Regions from separate parts of the Homo sapiens genome. Here region 2 is linked to region 1. The links are chromatin contacts, found by Hi-C or POLR2A ChIA-PET in ENCODE. All regions are on one chromosome and are shown on one strand. Each heading gives the region's core, a stretch centred on a gene start or an enhancer-like site at or near the end of the contact. The rest is flanking DNA. Distances are from core to core; before and after follow the strand shown.

What was found. Hi-C counts contacts between places; a loop is a spot of excess contacts on that map. ChIA-PET counts read pairs that join two places held with the same protein, here RNA polymerase II (POLR2A). Pooled maps may share reads with other maps.
Region 2: a loop to region 1 is called in a pooled map, with 3 times the contacts of the local background. The contact joins the promoter of DEPDC7 here to the promoter of FBXO3 in region 1. A Hi-C loop is called at or near these places in 8 of 50 pooled maps. POLR2A ChIA-PET finds 5 or more read pairs at or near these places in 2 of 52 experiments (HEK293 and OCI-LY7).

The regions. Positions count from the first base shown.
Region 1 is chr11:33,772,386-33,777,059 of GRCh38, reverse strand. FBXO3 (F-box protein 3) reads left to right here and starts at 2,540. Exons shown (of 11, transcript NM_012175.4): 1 at 2,540-2,666. The coding sequence starts at 2,563. FBXO3-DT (FBXO3 divergent transcript) reads right to left here and starts at 2,361. Exons shown (of 3, transcript NR_120550.1): 1 at 2,309-2,361; 2 at 1,697-1,806; 3 at 1,390-1,612. RefSeq lists silencers at 2,448-2,547, 3,008-3,077, 4,403-4,674 and an enhancer at 3,026-3,526.
Region 2 is chr11:33,013,802-33,018,475 of GRCh38, reverse strand. DEPDC7 (DEP domain containing 7) reads right to left here and starts at 2,598. Exons shown (of 9, transcript NM_001077242.2): 1 at 2,448-2,598. The coding sequence starts at 2,520. LOC105376615 (a long non-coding RNA gene) reads left to right here and starts at 2,686. Exons shown (of 4, transcript XR_931167.2): 1 at 2,686-3,199. RefSeq lists silencers at 2,324-2,383, 2,704-2,753.

The DNA.
Region 1 (4,674 bases), core at 1,291-3,790:
GAGCCAAAGCCACCTCTCCAGAGGGGCCTGGGCTAGTGCAGCAGGGGATGGCAACCTGATGGCACTTTGCAAGGTAGGAAGTGGCAGGGCTTAGCAGCCTGGAAAAGAGGTGCTGAGAGCGCATGGCAGAAGCTGTAAGCCCAGCCACATGGGAGAAGCAAGTCTTCCACCTGGCCAGACGCGGTGGCTCATGCCTATAATCCCAGCACTTTGGGAGGCTGAGGCAGGTGGGTCACTTGAGGTCAGGAGTTCAAGACCAGCCTGACCAACATGGTGAAACCCTGTCTCTACTAAAAATACAAAAATTAGCTGGGTGTTGTGGTGTAGCTATAGTCTCAGCTACTCAGGAGGCTGAGGTAGGAAATTGGCTTGAGCCCAGGAGGCAGAAGTTGTAGTGAGCCGAAAGCATGTCACTGCACTCCAGCCTGGGCAACAGCAGAGAAACCCCGTTTCAAAAAACAAACTAACAAAACCATAAAAAGCATGTATTTAGTGCTGCGCATTGTTTTTTCTTTTTGCATCAGGCTCTAATATGGCTTACATGGCACTGTGGGATCCTGTTTTTGTTTAAGAGTTTGGTATTTTGTTCACTGTGAATTTTTTTTGCATTAATTTTTATTTTTAAAAATATTGCATTAAAATGTTATTTATTTGATTATTCAGTTTTTTGGCACCTCTTCTTAAATTTGTGCCCCAAGCAAGTAGCTTTCTTGCCTCACCTTAGTTCTGGCCCTGACAGTTTGGTAGCTTCATACTTTGTCTTCTGCATTAGGTCATAGCTGCACCAAGTCCAAGTGCAATAGGACAGCAGAAGCAAATGCAGTGTACCTGAAACTCCTACCAGCTTTTGGATTTAAAACAGGTGGCCCATCTGAAGTAGAAAATGGAGACAAACATAAATCAGGATCAAATACCTTTACAAGCATTTGTCTATGTAAAAAGGTATGGTTCCCTTGTAAACAGAAATGATTATTCTGTCTTCATTCATCCATTCAACCTGAATTTAAACTTTCTAGTTGTTGAATAACTTGCTAAGCCCTGAAATTAGAAAGATGAGTCAGACTGAGAGTTTACAGTTTGACGAGAGAGACACAGAACAAGTACTTGAAATCCAATTCAATAAATGTTCTTCTAAGCATATGCATAAACAATTTGGAAGCACAGAGATGTAGGCAGAGTTTTTTGTTGCTGTTGTTCTGTTTTGTTGGCTGGGTGGCAGGGGTTATAACTATTAAGCAAAACCATAAATAGAAGGCATTAATGGTATGAAGAATGGAGGAAATGGATTTTTTTGGGGCGGGGCATATCACTTCCACTCTTCCAAATAATTGAGAGAAACTTTCTCCAGGATATGGAAATGTTTGGAGAACTTAGTGACTGATGCATGTATAAGCTTGGAAAATTAACATTTATTGAGTATCTGGCCAGGCACTTTACATAAAGCGTTATCGCCATCCTTAGTTCACCAGAGGAGGGGTGGTTTTAGAGATGAGGGACAGTCTCAGAGAACTTAGGCGTAACTACGCCAGCATTTCACTAGTAGTGAAATAAATGACGGGCGTGTGAAGTCCAGGTCTGTCTGGATTCCCCAAAGCCCCTTACACCATACTACCTTTGGAAAAGCAATGGAAAAGAAGAAATCAGGCAAGTGATGTATGGACCCATTATACTTCCCCCACTCTCATTTTAATATCACCTTGGCAAAGCTGAAGAGCAGACATCTTCGTGCCTCCATCAGTTATGCCCTCTGGGAGTCTCAGTTCATCCCTTCACACGCGGGATACTTAACTCTGCGGGATCTAAACCCTGGCCAAAATAAATTTTAAAGCTGGAAAAAATCCACACTGTACCCTTTGCATTGCCCTAATAGGCTGAAAATAGCCATGATAACCAAATTAAGGGACAGCGGCTGAGACTCAGACTCACTCCTTGTACACATTTTACTTAGGAAGGCGGGGAGGGGCGTGAAGTTAAGCCCTCAACAATTATTTCCTTAATTTGGGAGAAGGGCCTTCAGCTGGCGTCCCTGGCTGATTCTCAGCTCTGCTCTTGCTGAGTGGACAAGTCTCGGAGCGGCCCTGCTGTGTGCGGGGGACAAGCGGGGTGGGGAAGGCTGAGCGGGGAAAACGAGGGGTTCTCGGGTTGGAAAACAAAGAGAAGGAATGGATTTGGGGACCAAGGGCGTGGAGGAGTGTCAGATTTTGAGCGAGGCTTCCTGCATACTGAGTGTAAAATTTCGCAGGAGGAGTTGGGCAGACCGAGGCAGATTTGGCAACAAAAGGGTCCCGGGCTGGGCAAGTTTACGAACCGGGATGCGAGAACAGAGCTGGAGAGATTTGACGCGGAGCGCGAAGAAAGCGGGCTGAACTCGCACTGCGCCGCTGGCTCCCGGCTAGCGGGCGGGGTCTCCAGGGAGCCGCACCTCAGCCCACCCTGAGGGCGGGGCTGGCCCGGCGGTTACATAACAAACCTGTGAGAGCGGCTGGGGGCGGTTCGGGCGCTGGTGGGGGCGGGGCAGGGGCGGGGCCAGGGCGGGGCCAGACCTGCACCGGGCCAGGCAAGATGGCGGCCATGGAGACCGAGACGGCGCCGCTGACCCTAGAGTCGCTGCCCACCGATCCCCTGCTCCTCATCTTATCCTTTTTGGACTATCGGGATCTAATCAAGTAATGGGACGACACGCATGGCAGGGGTGGGGGCATGGGGAGAGGAGGCGGTGAGGCAGGGGGAAAGGGGGTCGGGGCCGCTGACAGGACCCGAGCTTCCGCGACACCAGAAGGTGACGCCAGGGCCGCCCTCATCCTGCGGAGCCACCGGGGACCGGGGCGAGACGGGGGCGGAAAGGGCCTCGCCCTGAGTCTTCCTCCTGTCCTGGGCCCAGGTATGAGAAGCGACGAGATATCTCTCTCCCAGGCCTCGGTGAGGCCCACTTGCAAGAGAAGGAGGTAGTGGCCCTCGTGCCGCACCGCCGCGCTCCGCGGACCCCCGCTGGCCCCGCAGGTGCCCGCCCGGTTGGGGTCAGTCCCTGCTGCTGTGTAAAAGCCCCTGTCCCGGCCAGGCGCTCTTCTCTGCTGGGTCCGGGGCCTGCGGAGTCTGGCGCCGGGGTGGGCAGGTGGGTGAGCGAGAGGAGAAGATAGGCAACCCCTTACTCCCCTGGCGCGACTTCCCCAGCGCCAGAATCGCTGTCCGGGCTCACTTTCGGACTTCAGTGCGTGAGAATTGTTTTGCTGTCAGCATTGCTCCTTACGGTTCGATGTTGGATTTTATGTTTTGGTACTGACTTCCGGTGATGCCATACCGGTGACTATCTTTTCTCCTGGACACCTTGGGTTTCCCACATTACTAGCATCTGTTCCAGAAATAAACACCGGTTGCTGATAAGGGTGGTTCAATGCCCAGTTTCTTCAGAACTTGGGACTGTCTGGGGTGGTGGAAGAAATGGCGCTGCCAGCCCGCCCCCCAGCTGTCAGGATTGTTTACACCCTTGACAGGGGGTGGCATGGCTGTGAGTTTCCTGTGCTACCGTATATATTTGCAGAGGATGCAAAGTCGCCCTCTTAGGATAGGTGGGCGAGATTTGTTTTGTGTTTGGATTAACCATTAGATTCTAGCCATTTGATGATTGTGCCCTGTGTTATTAGAGGTCTTTTTATAAATACAGATTTCTTGGAGCTACAGATAGTTGTTGGCCTAGCTAAGTGGTGATAGAGAGATACCTCAAGTTTTTGGTCACTACCTGTACTGGTCGCTACCTGTACCTGCTAGCAATTTTATTTTTCTAGAAAATACTTACAATTTAACTAACAGTCTCCAACTTTTGATTGCTGCCAGAGTAATCTTTCCAAGACACATCTGGTTGTCATTCTCCTTAAAACCTGTGACACCCCTATGTTTATAGACTATAACCTAAACTTCTGGGGCATTGAAAGCTCTTATCATCTGGCTTGTATATCTAAGGTCCTCCAGGACTTATTTCTCCACCACTATCACATTTGCACCATCCATTCTAACCAAATCAGACCTCTGCCAGCATACAACACACTTGCACTTTCTTTTTTTTTTTTTTTCCTGTGGCTCAAGCTCTCGACCTTGCCTGGAATGCCTTGCCTACCTCTTCTCAACTTGGCAAGGTGGAGAAGATGCCCTCTCTACCTTCTTCCTGCAGAATTGATTTGCCATGTCAGGTAGATGGCGTGCTTCTTGATTGTAAGGGCTGCCTTGCTTATCTTCCTATTCAAAGATTTTTTTTTCCCCGAGGGCTTGCTATGTGCCAGTCTGTTAAGTGTTGAGGGTACAGTAGTGAACAACGCAGATAAGGCAACTCTTATGGAGCTTACAGTCCAGTGGGCAAGCGCATAATTGCAAGAGGTACTAAGTGCTGTGAAGGAAATAGATTGCTCTGTTAAGGAATAGGAAGTGAGAAGTGATCAAATCGGAAGGAGCTGCCATATATGAAGCAGGGCATATGCAGTTCTGGCAGAGGGAAAAGTATGTTCAGAGATTGACGGGACTGCTGAACGGTACTGTTCAACAGCATGGCCTGGTGGAAGATACAGAAGGCTGGCGTTGCTGGAGGTAGGGAGTGACTCACAGACAGTGATGAGATGAGGGTGGTGAGATCATGCAGGACCTTGGGAACCAAGGTGAGGAAGTAAGAGTTTACTTTAAATGCTT
Region 2 (4,674 bases), core at 1,349-3,848, 760 kb after region 1:
AGGATTTAACTTTTCATCAGAAAATAACACATCTATAAATCCTAGACCATTTAGGATTTAAGAGAATTTTAAGAAAGATTTTTTCAAAAGAGGTTTTAAAATATTACTCACACAAAGAATTGTCAAGACAACAAAGAAAAAGGACATTTGTTGGATAGTAACCAAAACCTCATGAAAATATTAATAGATAAATGTAAAGAGAATTGTGTTTATGGTGTTAAAACTTGACAGTTGTGACTGAGTGGAAAAATTTTCTATACTATGATCCCAAGATTACAACACTTTTACTGGATATTGGTTCTGGTAGTCCAAAGTTTATTTTCCTGCTAGTTGGCATTAGAGGCGTCATGCTGAAGACTGCGATTGCCTCTGAAAAGAAGGCTGCAGGTAGGTAAAAGAAGTCTACCAACAAGAAAAATTTACAATATCTACGAGAATTATCAGCAAAAGCAGACATTGGTCTCTGCTTTAATTCACATACATTAATGAGACAGCATATGGGAAGTACTTTGAGCTCCCTGGAAAAGTGATACCAGGCAAACTCAAAGAATTAGGTTACAGTATAAAGGGATAACAGGATAACAGACTACTTTCTTGTTTGTCGTATTAAAAGACAAGTGTTTTTGACATACTGGCTGAAGACTGGCATATAGATCTCATTTCTTGTACATAAATCAGGTCCCTGGTCATTACAGCCCCTTTAAGGTAAGTGAGAGTTACTAATCGGTGGAGAAACAAAAGTACAAAGCTGCCTGCCAGAGCACACAGAAAGAGAATGGCAAAGAACCAATAACCGTGTGCTCCCACTACCTTGCTCACTGGAACTATGACAAGGCAACTAAAGGGTGAAAGAAAGGCTAACAAATGTTACCAGGTCGGGATTCCAGCGGTAGCAAGCAAAACGAGTGAGAACAACAGCGGGCCCCTCTCCGTCCACTGCAGCTAGTGTGCCGAGGACAGTGTTCCTTTGATTCCTGATAACCAGCACTTCAACTCTTCCCTTAGAGAGTTATCTACTTAATTTCTGAATACATACTTCCTTACACCATCTAAGAACCTGTTCACAAATGCCCAAAGCTCCAGAATTGGTATTTCAGCTATTAGAGAAAACAGGGTACCATGTTTTTATTTTAAGCAGGTGACATTTGGGAATTTCCTTCACTGAGTAAGTGGGCCCAAAAGATTTCTCAAGACTGTTTTCAATGTCATTTGGTTTTAAATTCCCAAATGTCTTAGCATTTGTCTTCTCTTCACAACATAAATCAAGGAGACATTCTCAATGTGGCCACTATGTGCTTACCTGAATCCTTTACATGGAAGCAGACTAAGGTCAATATTATGATTTTTCTTAGAAAAGGACAAGTGAAAAATGGTTCTCTACCATAATCTGTCGTTAGCATTTTGAAGATTAAAATGAGCATTAGTGAGTAAGTCAAACACAAGAGTGGGGCCACTGAGAAGCACCCATTTGACCCAGAGGAAGGAATCACAGTTTCACTGGTTGGTGTTTTTACAAATGAAAGGCTTTTGTCAGAAAGGGAACTAATTCCTACGACATCCCAGACTGGAGCTCCAGAAAGGGGAAAAAGTTGTAACTTAACCAAAAGAAAAAAGCCAAGGGTTATCTGAGTATCTTAACAGTTATCTGAGTCACCCCTATTAACTGGGTTGTAGATCTGCTATAACCAGCATTTTAGAAGTGATATCCGATTCTCTTCATGTGTTTGAACATTTAAAGAAACCAGAATCCTAAATCAACTGCCCCCAAAAGACACGATTAGGCCCGTGGCAGAATTTGCCAACTTCCCTCCTAATTTCATGTAACTGTTTTTTTAGCCAAAAACTTCTATTCACTAAAATACTGCTTATACATAAAGTGTTAATAAATACCTTTTATGCCAAATTCCTGCCAGTAGAACTCACATAAACCTCTCATCCCTCCCAGGAAGAGTCTGGGGAGACAAGCTGACTCTTGACTCCTAGCAGTCTGGAGAACAAAGTGGGCAAGGGAGGAGCTCGGCCCCTGGCCATACTGTGTCGTCAAGGTTTGTGGTTGAGACAGGGGGCAAAGAACTACACAAATTCCAGATACCACACTTGTCACCGGTAGCACCGCGGAGCATATCCCGGAGCTCCCCGGCGCGTGCCTGGCACGTTAGCGGGCGCACAGACCAACGCGCGGTCAAGTTGAGAGTCTGGGTAGAAAGAAAAAAGCTGGGCTGTGCGGGCGGGCTCTGCCGCTTGCAGCCCACCAGCCAGAGAGGAACTCGATCCGCCCGCTCGGCGGGGGCGTTGGCCAAGTGGTCGCAGCTGTGCTGTGCTCGCCCAGCCGGCCGTTGACAGGCGCAGGCGGCCGAACGCCCCACGCCGCCCGCCCCGCGCCGGGACCCAGCCCGCGCACCCCAGCCCGCCCCGCGCCATCCCAGGCGGCAGTCCTCGGCACCTACCCGGAGGCCTGTGCGCGGGGCTGTGGAGAGCCGAGAGGTTCAGCGCAGCAGCCTTCTCCTGCACGGTGGCCATGGCCCTTGCTCCCCGGACGCCAACTCCTCCAGCAGCTTCACAGCTCCCTAGCTCCCTGAGCGCCCGTCTGTTAACTGTGCGGGGCGTGGCTCCCTGCAGGCCCCGCCCCCGCTGCCGGTCACGTGTCTCTCTGGCAACCACTGAACGTAGCCCGCGGCGCCAGCGATCCAAGTTTCCTCGGGCGCGATGCCACGCGAGCGGTGGTCGGGGACAAAGCGGTTCCCTGGGCCGGCACTACGCGGCCCGCGGCTCACACCAGCGGGATTCGAACCGCGGCCTGCCGTAGATTAACTCGGGACCAGGCCGGGCGCGGTGGCTCACGCCTGTAATCCCAGCACTTTGGGAGGCCAGGGCAGGTAGAGCACCTGAGGTCAGGAGTTCGAGAGCAGCCTGGCCTACATGGCGAAACCCCTTCTCTACTAAAAATACAAAAATTAGCTGGGCTTGGTGACAGGCGCCTGTAATCCCAGCTACTCGGGAGGCCGAGGCACAAGAATCGCTTGAACTCAGGAGGCGGAGGTTGCAGTGAGCCGAGATCCACCACTGCACTCCAGCCTGGGCGACACAGCGAGACTCCGTCTCAAAAAAAAAAAAAAAAAAAAAAGAAATAGAAAAAGTCGGGAACCTGGCAAGCTGCCTAACTGCTCTGTGCGTCGGTGTCCTCACCTGTGATGCGGGGGTAGGTTTAGTACCTGCTTCACTGAGATGTTTGTTTGTTTTTTAACGAGGTTTATAGGAACCAATTCAGGTTCAGCATTTAGTAACTGCGTCCGGAACGTAAGTGCTTAAAATTATGTCATAGTAGTAGTAGTAATAGTGATAATAACAATAATAATCGAGTTTTTCAGACATCCCTACCTGTGCAGAACAAACAAATCCTATGTGGCCCAGGAGAGCAATGTCTAGAGGTCACAGGAGGGCAGCAACGAAAGACCCTGGGACTGGCTGCCAGGAAATCTGTGCTGCCTCCAAAGGAACTGTGGGTCGGGTGGGTAGGGACAGTTTGCTGCCGGTTGGAGTGAAGGTGAGGAGAGAAAAGGAGGAAGGGCTATTAATGGGACACATCTTAGTTACTTGGAAGTTGAAGCCAGGCCAGGGATCCAATGCTGGATACCTCTGAAAGGATGAGTGGTCTTAGAGACCAATAATCCAATTGCCAGACACTTGCCCTTTTTTTTTTCTTTTTTTTCAAGTTTGGGAATTTTGCAATGATTTTCAAAACGATTATGACGTCTTCTTAGAAGGAGGATGCTTGTGTGATTTAGGTGTAAATTAGAATGGTGTTTAAGTGGGAGTTCATTATTTAGCTTATTGGAAAGAGCTTCTACATGGGATTGTTTCAGAGAATACATACTAAGAAGCTGCCCCTGGGGACTTGGGTTTGTGGGTGGGAGGTGGGGGCCAGTTGCTGCTGCTTAGTGTTAGAAAAAGCTGGCCAGGCACGGTGGCTCACGCCTGTAGTCCCAGCACTTTGGGGGGCCCGAGGCAGGGGGATCTTCGAGGTCAGGAGTTCGAGAACAGCCTGGCCAAGATGGCGAAACCCCTACTAAAAATACAAAAACTGTCCGAGTGTGGTGGCAGGCACCTGTAATCCCAGCTACTTGGGAAGCTGAGGCAGGAGAATCGCTTGAATCCAGGAGGCGGAAGTTGCAATGAGCGAAGATTGTGCCACTGCACTCCAGCCTGGATGACAGAGTGAGACTCCATCTCAAAAAAGAAAAAAAAAGGTTGCCAACCAGTTGGCAACCTTTTTTTAATGTGACCTCTTCCCCTGATGGTAGTAAAACCCTGCTTTACTTCTGTTTAAGGATTTTCTTTGTAATCTCTCAATTGGCTGCTACACACAGAAAGAGGATGCATTCAGGGCTGGTTTCAGGCACCCAGTATACCAATGAACTTTATCCCGTGCTGTATAACTGAATGAACACACAAGTCCTCCCTCACTGCATGGGAGGGGGGAAAAGCTCATCTGTCTCAGAAGACAAATCTTGAAAAACACTAATATTTGAAAAAGCTTGGTGACCTCAGTGACCATTTTGATACTTTATATAACATTTCAGAGAGTTTTTCACCAGGTTATGCAATAATTGTTTACCTCTTCTGGAATGCTGAAATGTTCATCTCTACTCAGATACTTTCTACAACCATGGGATA